Linked DNA regions of Homo sapiens: region 2 is linked to region 1. The links are chromatin contacts, found by Hi-C or POLR2A ChIA-PET in ENCODE. All regions are on one chromosome and are shown on one strand. Each heading gives the region's core, a stretch centred on a gene start or an enhancer-like site at or near the end of the contact. The rest is flanking DNA. Distances are from core to core; before and after follow the strand shown. Region 1 overlaps TTC9 (tetratricopeptide repeat domain 9). Region 2 overlaps MAP3K9 (mitogen-activated protein kinase kinase kinase 9).

Evidence for each region. A loop is a pair of places that touch in the nucleus more often than their neighbours do. ChIA-PET counts read pairs that join two places held with the same protein, here RNA polymerase II (POLR2A).
Region 2: a loop to region 1 is called in a map of astrocyte of the cerebellum, with 4 times the contacts of the local background. The contact joins two enhancer-like sites. A Hi-C loop is called at or near these places in 3 of 168 maps with a recorded cell type or tissue (astrocyte of the cerebellum, endothelial cell of hepatic sinusoid and pancreas). POLR2A ChIA-PET finds 5 or more read pairs at or near these places in 4 of 52 experiments (OCI-LY7, WTC11, activated CD4-positive, alpha-beta T cell and 1 more).

Annotation. Positions count from the first base shown.
Region 1 is chr14:70,644,322-70,648,799 of GRCh38, forward strand. The region is part of intron 1 of TTC9 (tetratricopeptide repeat domain 9); the gene reads left to right. Among named protein-coding and RNA genes, the nearest start is that of TTC9, 4.6 kb to the left of the region's middle. Within about 2 kb of position 2,595, at least 2 of the 41 ENCODE cell types and tissues checked have a DNase peak (open chromatin) inside an H3K27ac peak, as active enhancers do.
Region 2 is chr14:70,730,113-70,734,062 of GRCh38, forward strand. It overlaps MAP3K9 (mitogen-activated protein kinase kinase kinase 9), which reads right to left. Exons shown (of 12, transcript NM_001284230.2): 11 at 2,427-3,230; 12 at 1-752. The coding sequence ends at 268. Among named protein-coding and RNA genes, the nearest start is that of LINC01269, 33 kb to the left of the region's middle. Within about 2 kb of position 1,865, at least 2 of the 41 ENCODE cell types and tissues checked have a DNase peak (open chromatin) inside an H3K27ac peak, as active enhancers do.

The sequences.
Region 1 (4,478 bases), core at 1,345-3,844:
ACTTCAACGGTGAGAGAATGGAAAGTAGCAATAGCAGATATTCCCCCTCTGCTGCCTTCTCCAGTGCTCACCACTTATATTAATAATTAATTGTGTGTGCTGTTAGGCATCCTCCATACATTGTCTCTTTAAATCTTTATAATCTATGTAAAAGAAATATGATCATCAGTTTTGCAGAGAAAAAGCTCAAGGCTCCGGAGCCATTCTTCTCCAAAGGCAATGTTCTTGTCATCATACTTTGATGCACAAAGTCAGCATCCTCTGGGCCTCTGTCTCACTTGAGCCCAATTTCAGGTGGGCTCCAAAGCCTTGCACTTTGGAAATTCCTTTGGGAGATCTCAGGCCTGGTAACCAGGAGAAAGAAATAGAATACTTTGATTCAAGGCTCTAACGGGCTATTTCCAAATGTCAAGTCTCACAAAAGAACGAAAAGAGTGATTATAAGCAAAGCAATTTTGTCAAAGCCAAAATTCAGCTAGGAGGATGGTTCAACTTAAAAGTCACTCTGGGGCTGGGTGCGGTGGCTCACTTCTGTAATCCCAGCACTTTGGGAGGCCGAGGCGGGCGGATCACGAGGTCAGGAGATCGAGACCATCCTGGCTAACACGGTGAAACCCCGTCTCTACTAAAAATACAAAAAATTAGCCGGGTGTGGTGGCGGGCACCTGTAGTCCCAGTTACTGGGGAGGCTGAGGCAGGAGAATGGCATAAACCCGGGAGGCGGAGCTTGCAGTGAGCCGAGATCGTGCCACTGTACTCCAGCCTGGGCGACAGAACGAGACTCTGTCTCAAAAAATAAAAAATAAAAAATAAAAAAGTCACTCTGGGGAGAAGTGGAAGCCTTATGTTTGTTTCCTTCAGGGCTATGTATAAAATCAGTGATGACTATTTCAGAAGTCCCAGCTAATAGGAAAGTATCCTTTCTTGTCAGATTACAAAATAATCAATGCCTCTAATATGTATTTTCTTTTGTAAAACACTAAAACGTTTAAAGAAGAAAATACACAATTACCTCTAATCCAGTTAGAAACCCACTGTGGTGTATTTCCTTCCTGTATTTTTTTCTGTGAATAAATGTAAACAGTTTACAAAGCTGAGGTCCTCCTGTGTATACAATCAGGTATCCTGCTTTTAATCCCAGTTATTTATGTCAGAAGCATTTTCACATTTCATGAAAATATTTTCATGAAGATTATTTTAAATAGCAACAGAAAAGTTTTACATGTGTATTTATACTTCTCATTGGCTAGAAAGGAAGGAAAGATGATCACTGGTATTGCTGTTAGAGCCAGAACAGTGCAGCATGGCCCATGAGATATCTTTTCCCCTGTGTGCCTGCTAAAAGGAAGGAGACCAGCAACTGGAGGTTTATTCTGGAAGAAAGGCCACTGACCCTTCGACCAGGTCTGCAGCACCAGCTGAGTAGCCCAACAAGCTCCAGGTTCTGGGGGAGTCTGAATATATTTAATCAAGGATCCATCCTCCTTCTACACAAAGCTGTGCATAGAGAGACAGGACTGGGTTTTAGGAGGAAGTTGGACTACTAGCCCAGAAGTACCTGGAAAATTAAGCTGTGTTGCTAAGGGCATCGCTGCTCCAAACAAGAGGTGGTTATGAGGCTTCTGGAATACATCTAGGCTCAGTGAACCCTTGTACTCCACATGGAAGCCTCCAAAAGAATAGCAAGAGGACAGCTAGAATGTGCTAAGAGATGTCGGTCTAAAAACCTATTTGGATGACTTGAGGGGACGCATGAAGGGTGTGCAGGCAATTTGCAAAGGGCACCAGGTTGTGGTCTCTTCTGGCTGGGATTTCCTTTTGGTTGGAAGAGATCTGGCCAGTTGTGCTGGGCCCCTGGGTGTAATTTTTGCGTATCTTGTTTTCCAGGAAATTCAAAGAAATAGGTAGGGATCGTTCTGTTTCTACGGAATTTTGAATGATCCTGATACAATGATTAGAAAAGATATCCTGACCTTCCTGGGGAGACATAGGAATCTGATCTTTACAGAGGCTACAAAGGAAGCATGTATTGGCCTGTTGATGGACTCTTCTTGACATTGAACAAGACACAGGACTCCCCTGGGGCCTTGGAATGTTCAGTGTAGAACCCTTTGAAGGGCAGAGTCTTTTGCCCTACATCTGTTCCTGTGGGGCTGTGGTGGCCCTAGCAGAAGTGTGATCAAAGGGATACAACACACAATAACTTTGTTGGTATTTTCAAATGATGTTCAAGGCTCGAATGCCAGCAGTAGAGATGGAAATCAACAAACCATGGCATTGGACCTGAAGGCTAGGAGCTTGTGCCTCTGTCCCTGGGATACCTTGTGACCTTGGATAAGCCCCTGCCATTTTACTTTACCTCCATTTTCCCATCTACTCAGAGCTATGTTTAGGAGATTTTTGTTGATCTTACCAAAGGGGCAGCTAATATCCATTGATCCCAATTGAAGCCTTGGGATAGGGATGTGGCAAGGCCTAGAAGGAAGTCACACTGGGAAATGCCTGGGATGGTGCTGGTTTGAAACAAGCTTTGCTTTTCAGTGCTTGTGGACACGTCTTAAAGCCATGGGATCAGAGCCAGCCACATAATTTGCAGGGCCCAGCATGAAATGAAATGTAGGACTCTTTGTTGAAAAGGCAGGGAGGAAGTGTCGCTAAAGATCCTGAAAGATAAAGCTTTTCTCTTTCTTTTGTTCTCTCTTTCTCTTGACTTGACATGGTGTTTTGCATTTGCTATTTGATGTCATTGCAAATAAAAAATTTTAAAATTTAATTATTAGCATAGATTTTACTATTCTTTATGATGTGTGGTGCCAGTTTTAAATGAACTTATAGGAACACTTTACTTATATGAGGAATTATAAAAATTATACAATTTATACTTCTGTAGCTCATACATGCATATGTATTTATTCTTACTAGAACAGTGGAAATGCTGCACCAAATAAACTAAACTATTTTTATTTCACTTTTTTATATGTGTACTTTATATGCATACTTCATATGTGCACTTTCCACCAGGCTTTCAGATGAGCCAGGAAAGGAAAAGGGAATACACGTGACCCTACCCTTTCCTTCTGTGTCATCATTTTCAGCATGAGTGGTTGGCTAATATGGGAAAGCAACATAGGTAGGAAAGGATATGATAGGGTTCCTAGATTATTTGTGTTTCTGAGAACATTTTTTTTTGTCCATGTTTGAAGCCATTTCTAGTTTGAATGGAAAGAATGGCCCTTTGGGACTGGCAGCATATTCATTTAGTTATGGGCATAATTAAGTCTTGATGAACTCTCACGCATCATGGGGCTCCTAGAATTCTTTGCTCCTGGGGCATTGTGAATGCTATATGCAAATGGGGCAGCAGAGAGTGGTATTGTGCCCATCTCCTCTGTCCCTGCTCATGCTGTGTTGTCCCATCAGACTTCACTTAAACAAAACACAAGTTTAAAGATAAAGTGACTAAGAATTTCAAGAAGGCAATAGCAGAGTATTAAATGAAGTACAGGTTCCTTCTGAGTGTGGGGCTCTATGCAACAGCACAAGTTGCCCACCCTTGAAGCCAGCCCTCAATGGGACACCAGAAGATGGCTGGATGGATACATCTGAGGTGGACAAAATTGGATACAGACTCTAAGGCAGAGTCTAAGAACAAAGGGTATTCAACAGATGTTGGTGTAAAGATGGATGAGTTACAAATTTAAAAACTCAGTGGTGAAAAGGAGGTCAGGGGCTAGAGACAAGCAGTAACCTTGCAATCAGAGGATGAATTCCTAGGGTAAGGATTGGTCAAAAGAAGGGAAAAGAATATAGGCCTCATGTCAAGATGCTCAGCCAAGATCTTGCCATCCCGATGGGAGAGCTTGACTGGCTAAGCTGTTGTTGACCTGGGGCTGTTCCTTAGGTAGCACCTTGACCAATAAATCTTAAGGGTCAAGTAAATGGGGCTTGTAATACCTTCTTCCAAGGAAGAAAGTGAGAATTGAAACTTGCAGAATGCTTTCAAGGAAGGTACTGGGAAGAACATTACAAATTTAGACACTGGGCTGAGTTCCTAAAGTGGATTTGGAAGCTCCTTAGTCCACCTCCAAGGGAAATAAGTCAGGTGGCTTTTAGCCAGGAACTCTTTAGGACATCTTGAAATCAGAGTCCCTACAGCCAAAATACATGGGAGTGCCCCCTCCAAGGCAAGGAAATTCATCTGCAAAGCAGACAGGAAGGCCAAGATGTGGAGCAGCCAAAAGCAGCTCCCAGAGCTTTCACTGGTTGTGGGTGACCTCCAGATTCACTATAAGGAAATCCTCTCCTCACAGCTGTTCTCTTTCACCACCAGACTGTGCCTACTCCAAACAGCTAGGATGAAAACTGAATGTTTCAATCAACCAACTAGAGATTTCCTAAGCCCCTTTGGGAAGGCAGATGTCCATATTTGGAACAAAATTTTCCGTTTCACCCAGATGATTAGTGTGGCCCAGACACGG
Region 2 (3,950 bases), core at 615-3,114, 85 kb after region 1:
GGTGGGGGACATGCATGCACCCCTTCCTCCCCTACACAGCCAGAGCTGATGGCCACAGCCCCTCCAGTGGACACGGGTAGAAAGGCCCTGCAGGGCAGGAGACCCTCTGAAGTGGCCCTGTTTCCATCCCTTCCATCTTCAAAGTGCATTATCAGTGCAAGAAGTAGGGCTGGATCTCAGGGGGTCCAACCCTGAGAAAGGGCTGTGCCCGCCAGCTCCCCTCATCTCCGCTGGCTGTCCCCCTTGCCCGCCCCAATCCTTTTCGTGCTAAGACCAGAACTCCTGCTGGATCTCATAAGGGGCAGGCCTGTGTGTGTTCAGTTCCGCTCTGCACAGCGGCACGGTGCTGTCCTGACTCTGCCCCTCTGCATCCAGGTCCAGGAGCGTCCGCTCAGTCGGGGGCAGCGGCCCTGCCTGGAACGGGAGCAGGGCTGGAAGTCCAGGCCGCTCCTCTACAGTGCTGCTACTGCTAGCAAAGCAGGAGTCCAGGTTGCTGGGCGTCTCTGTGCTGGAGCTGTTGGCTGGGGAGGTGCTGCGGGCATGGCTGGGGGACACAAACCACCAAGGGTCCAGCCGTTGCCGGTTGGCAGAAGGACGCGGCCGAGGCAGAAACTCCAGAGTCTTGGGTCTCTCCAAGGTAGAGTCCTGCTGAGTGTTCCAGCGCCTTGGGGTTGGGGGGAAGACCACATTGGGGTCAGGGAGACGGGGGAATTCACCTGGGTCTCGGCTGGGACTGGGGGTTTTCAACATTCCTGGTCAAAAAGACAAAAGGAGAAGCATCAGATGAGGCACCATATTTCGGGGTTAGATATCCGCTACTCCCCCCCAACACCACCATATCCCTACGCAATCAGGAGAACATGAATCACCAAATGTTTGTGGAGCACCTACTGGGAGGCACTGGGGATACAGTAGTGACCTAGAATGCCATGATCCCTGTATCTGATAAGAATAATAGGACATTTGGGGGTCACATGTAATGAAATAACTGAAGGCAGATGTTGGCAAATGACACACAAGCTGGCCACCTGTGTTTATAAACAAGGTTTTAGGTGGAGTACAGTGGCTCATGCCTATAATCCCAGCACTTTGGGAGGCCAAGGCAGGAGGATCACTTAACCCCAGGAGTTCAAGAACAGCTTGGGCAACATGATGAAACCCCATCTCTACAAAATTTTTTTGCAAAATTAGCCAGGCATGATGGTCCATGCCTGTAGTCCCAGCTACTTGGGAGGCTGAGGCAAGAGGATCACTTGAGCCCAGGAGGTTGAGGCTGCAGTGAGCTGTGATCACACCACTGCACTCCAGCCTGGGTGACAGAAACTTTGTCTCAAAAAAAAGAAAAAAAGGTATACAATAACATTTTATTGAAACACAGCCACATCCAGTGTCTGCTTTCCCACTACGGCAGCGTAGTTTAGTTACAACAGAAACTGTACGGCCTACAAAGCCTAAAATATTTACTATCTGGCCCTTCACCAAAAAAGCTTGCTGCCTCCTGACTCAAGGGCATGTCTGTTCATTTACTGCTCATCCATGTAATAAACATGTGACGGGAACAGAGCTAGGTATCAGAAGTCCAAAGGTGAGTAATGTAGGGTTTCTGTTCCCAAAGAGGTCACATATCTGAGTATAACAAAAAACAGGAGGGCAGGTCAAGCCAAACAGTTAAATACAACTGTTGTTGACACTTAAATCTCATTGAAAGGGTATTACTATGCCCCCTTTTCCTACTGGATTAGAGGCTGTTTCCAAGTCAGACTTAGGTCTTCCAGGGAGAAAGAGATGGTGACAGGAAAGAGATGGTGACAGGAAAGAGTGTGTGTCCCCAGGTGTCAGATGTCGAGGGCAGTCATATGCACGGGGATAGCAATTTGCCTGGACTCATCTCCACGCCTGAAGAGGCAGGTATGAGTCAGGGGTGAGTGTTGAAGAGTGTGATGAATGGGTGGAAGCCTGCCTTCTGAGTGTGTGTGAACTAATGCTATAATGAGAGGCAAAATCCCAGCTATGTGGCAGAAAATACTGCTCCCACATGCAGTGCAAGATTCCTTCCTGGAAAATGCATCATCCTCCTCAGGGAATAACTAGAAGCTAGACTCCTGCCCTTCCTGTGCCCTGAAAACACTACCCTACCCTAAGACTCAGGGTCTGGACATTCCAAAGGAGTCCCAGGTCTTCTGATTCTTCCTAGAACCTGCCTGTCTTCTTTCAATCCTCAGGGAAGACCCCTGAGGCACAGGTCAGAGAAAAGTCAGCCAGCCCTGGCTGCCTCCCTGATCCCAGATCTGTATTTCTTGATTGGCTAAGAGGAGGAATGGTGTTCACTCAAATCCCGAAGTGGAAAGAGAAAATGAGGCCTGCAAACATCTTCACTCCCTGAGGAGGCACAAAGAAAGGAAAGAGAAAAGAGGAAGAAGACTCACCTGCTCCAGGACTGGGGCTCAACCCATTGCTGGAGGGGCTCCTGCTGGCTAGGAGAGTCTCTGGCTTAAGGGCCCCATCAGAAGGAGTCCGCCGGTGACTGCTGGGCTGCGAGGGGGTGGTGAGGGTGACATGGGTGGGAGTCAGAGATTGGTTAGGATCTCGTTTGAAGCGCTCTACTCGGACATTGACCAGGGGGTTGTGGGTACATGGACTCAGGGGAGGGGCCTCGACTGGGCTGACTGGCATCTCATACACGACAATTTCATCGCTGTCGGAGCGCAGCAGGGAGCGTGTGGAGTTGCACTCGGAGATGGAGGAGAGGGAGAGCAGCGTCAGGGAGGCAGAGGGGTCTCCTAGCAACAGCATGGGCTCCTCCTTCTTGAAAAGCTTTCGGGATGGGGGGCTGGTGCTCCGACGAGGACGGCTGGACCTCTGAAAAAGACCCTCCCGTCTTTTCTTCTCCTCCCGGGCTGGTGGCTCAGGCTCCTCCAGGGGAAGCAGCTGGCACTTGCCAGCTTCCAGCAAGTCAAACCCTAGGCCTGTGGCTGCCAGAACAGCCCCACAGCCGAGCAGAGCCACCTCGCAGCGGCGGTGGTGGGCACCGCCCCGCTTGAGGCTGTTGGTTGGCGTCAGCTGAGGGGTACTCGTGGCCGAGTTGACTGGGGTGGGCTCCTCATGGATTCCATCACTGGAGGGGCCATCGCCATCCTCTCCACGAGGGAATGGGATACAGAGGTAGGACTGGCTGGGTGAATGCTGTAGGCGACTCTCTCCACTCCCTGGGCCTTCACTGTCCTCATCCTCTGTGAAGATGACAAGAGTGGAAGAGAAACAGGAAATGGAAATGAGGTGGCAGGAATAAGAATCTGGCCCTTTCCCCTCACCCCAGGCCTCCTGTCTCAGTCTCAGGGACACAAAGGTTCAATGGTGTGATGAGCAGGACATGGAATTGAACACTGAACCAAGGGGGCTTTATCCACCCCCCAACACAGGGAAACCACTCTCCATTCCAGAGCCCATTTCCTTAGAGCAGAATAAAAGATCCGCTAATTTGCCATTTCTTTCATAAGGGATCTGTGATAGTGACTTGGGTATCCACTTGACTGGACTGAGGGATGCCTGCATGGCTGGTGAAGCACAGTTGCTGGGTGTGTCTGTGAGGCTGTTTCCAGGGGAGACTAAGATGGGAGTCAGGGGGCAGGGAGAGGAAGACCCACCTTCAATGTCGATGGGCACCACCCAACTGGCTGCCAGCAAGGCTAGAACAAAGCAGGCAGAAAAAGGGGGATGCTCAGTTTGCTGAGCTTCCTCTCTCTGTTTCTCCCTTCTGGAGAGGGACACTTTTTCTCCTCTTGCCCTTGGAAATCAGAGTCCAGGTTCTTCAGCCTTTGGACTCTCAGACTTGTAACTGAGGCCTTTCGGAGGCTCTCAGGCCTCAGACTGGGAGCTGCACTGCTGGTTTCCCTGGTGTTAAGGCTTTCAAACTGGGATTGAGCCACTCTACTGTCTTCCCTGGGAGCCAT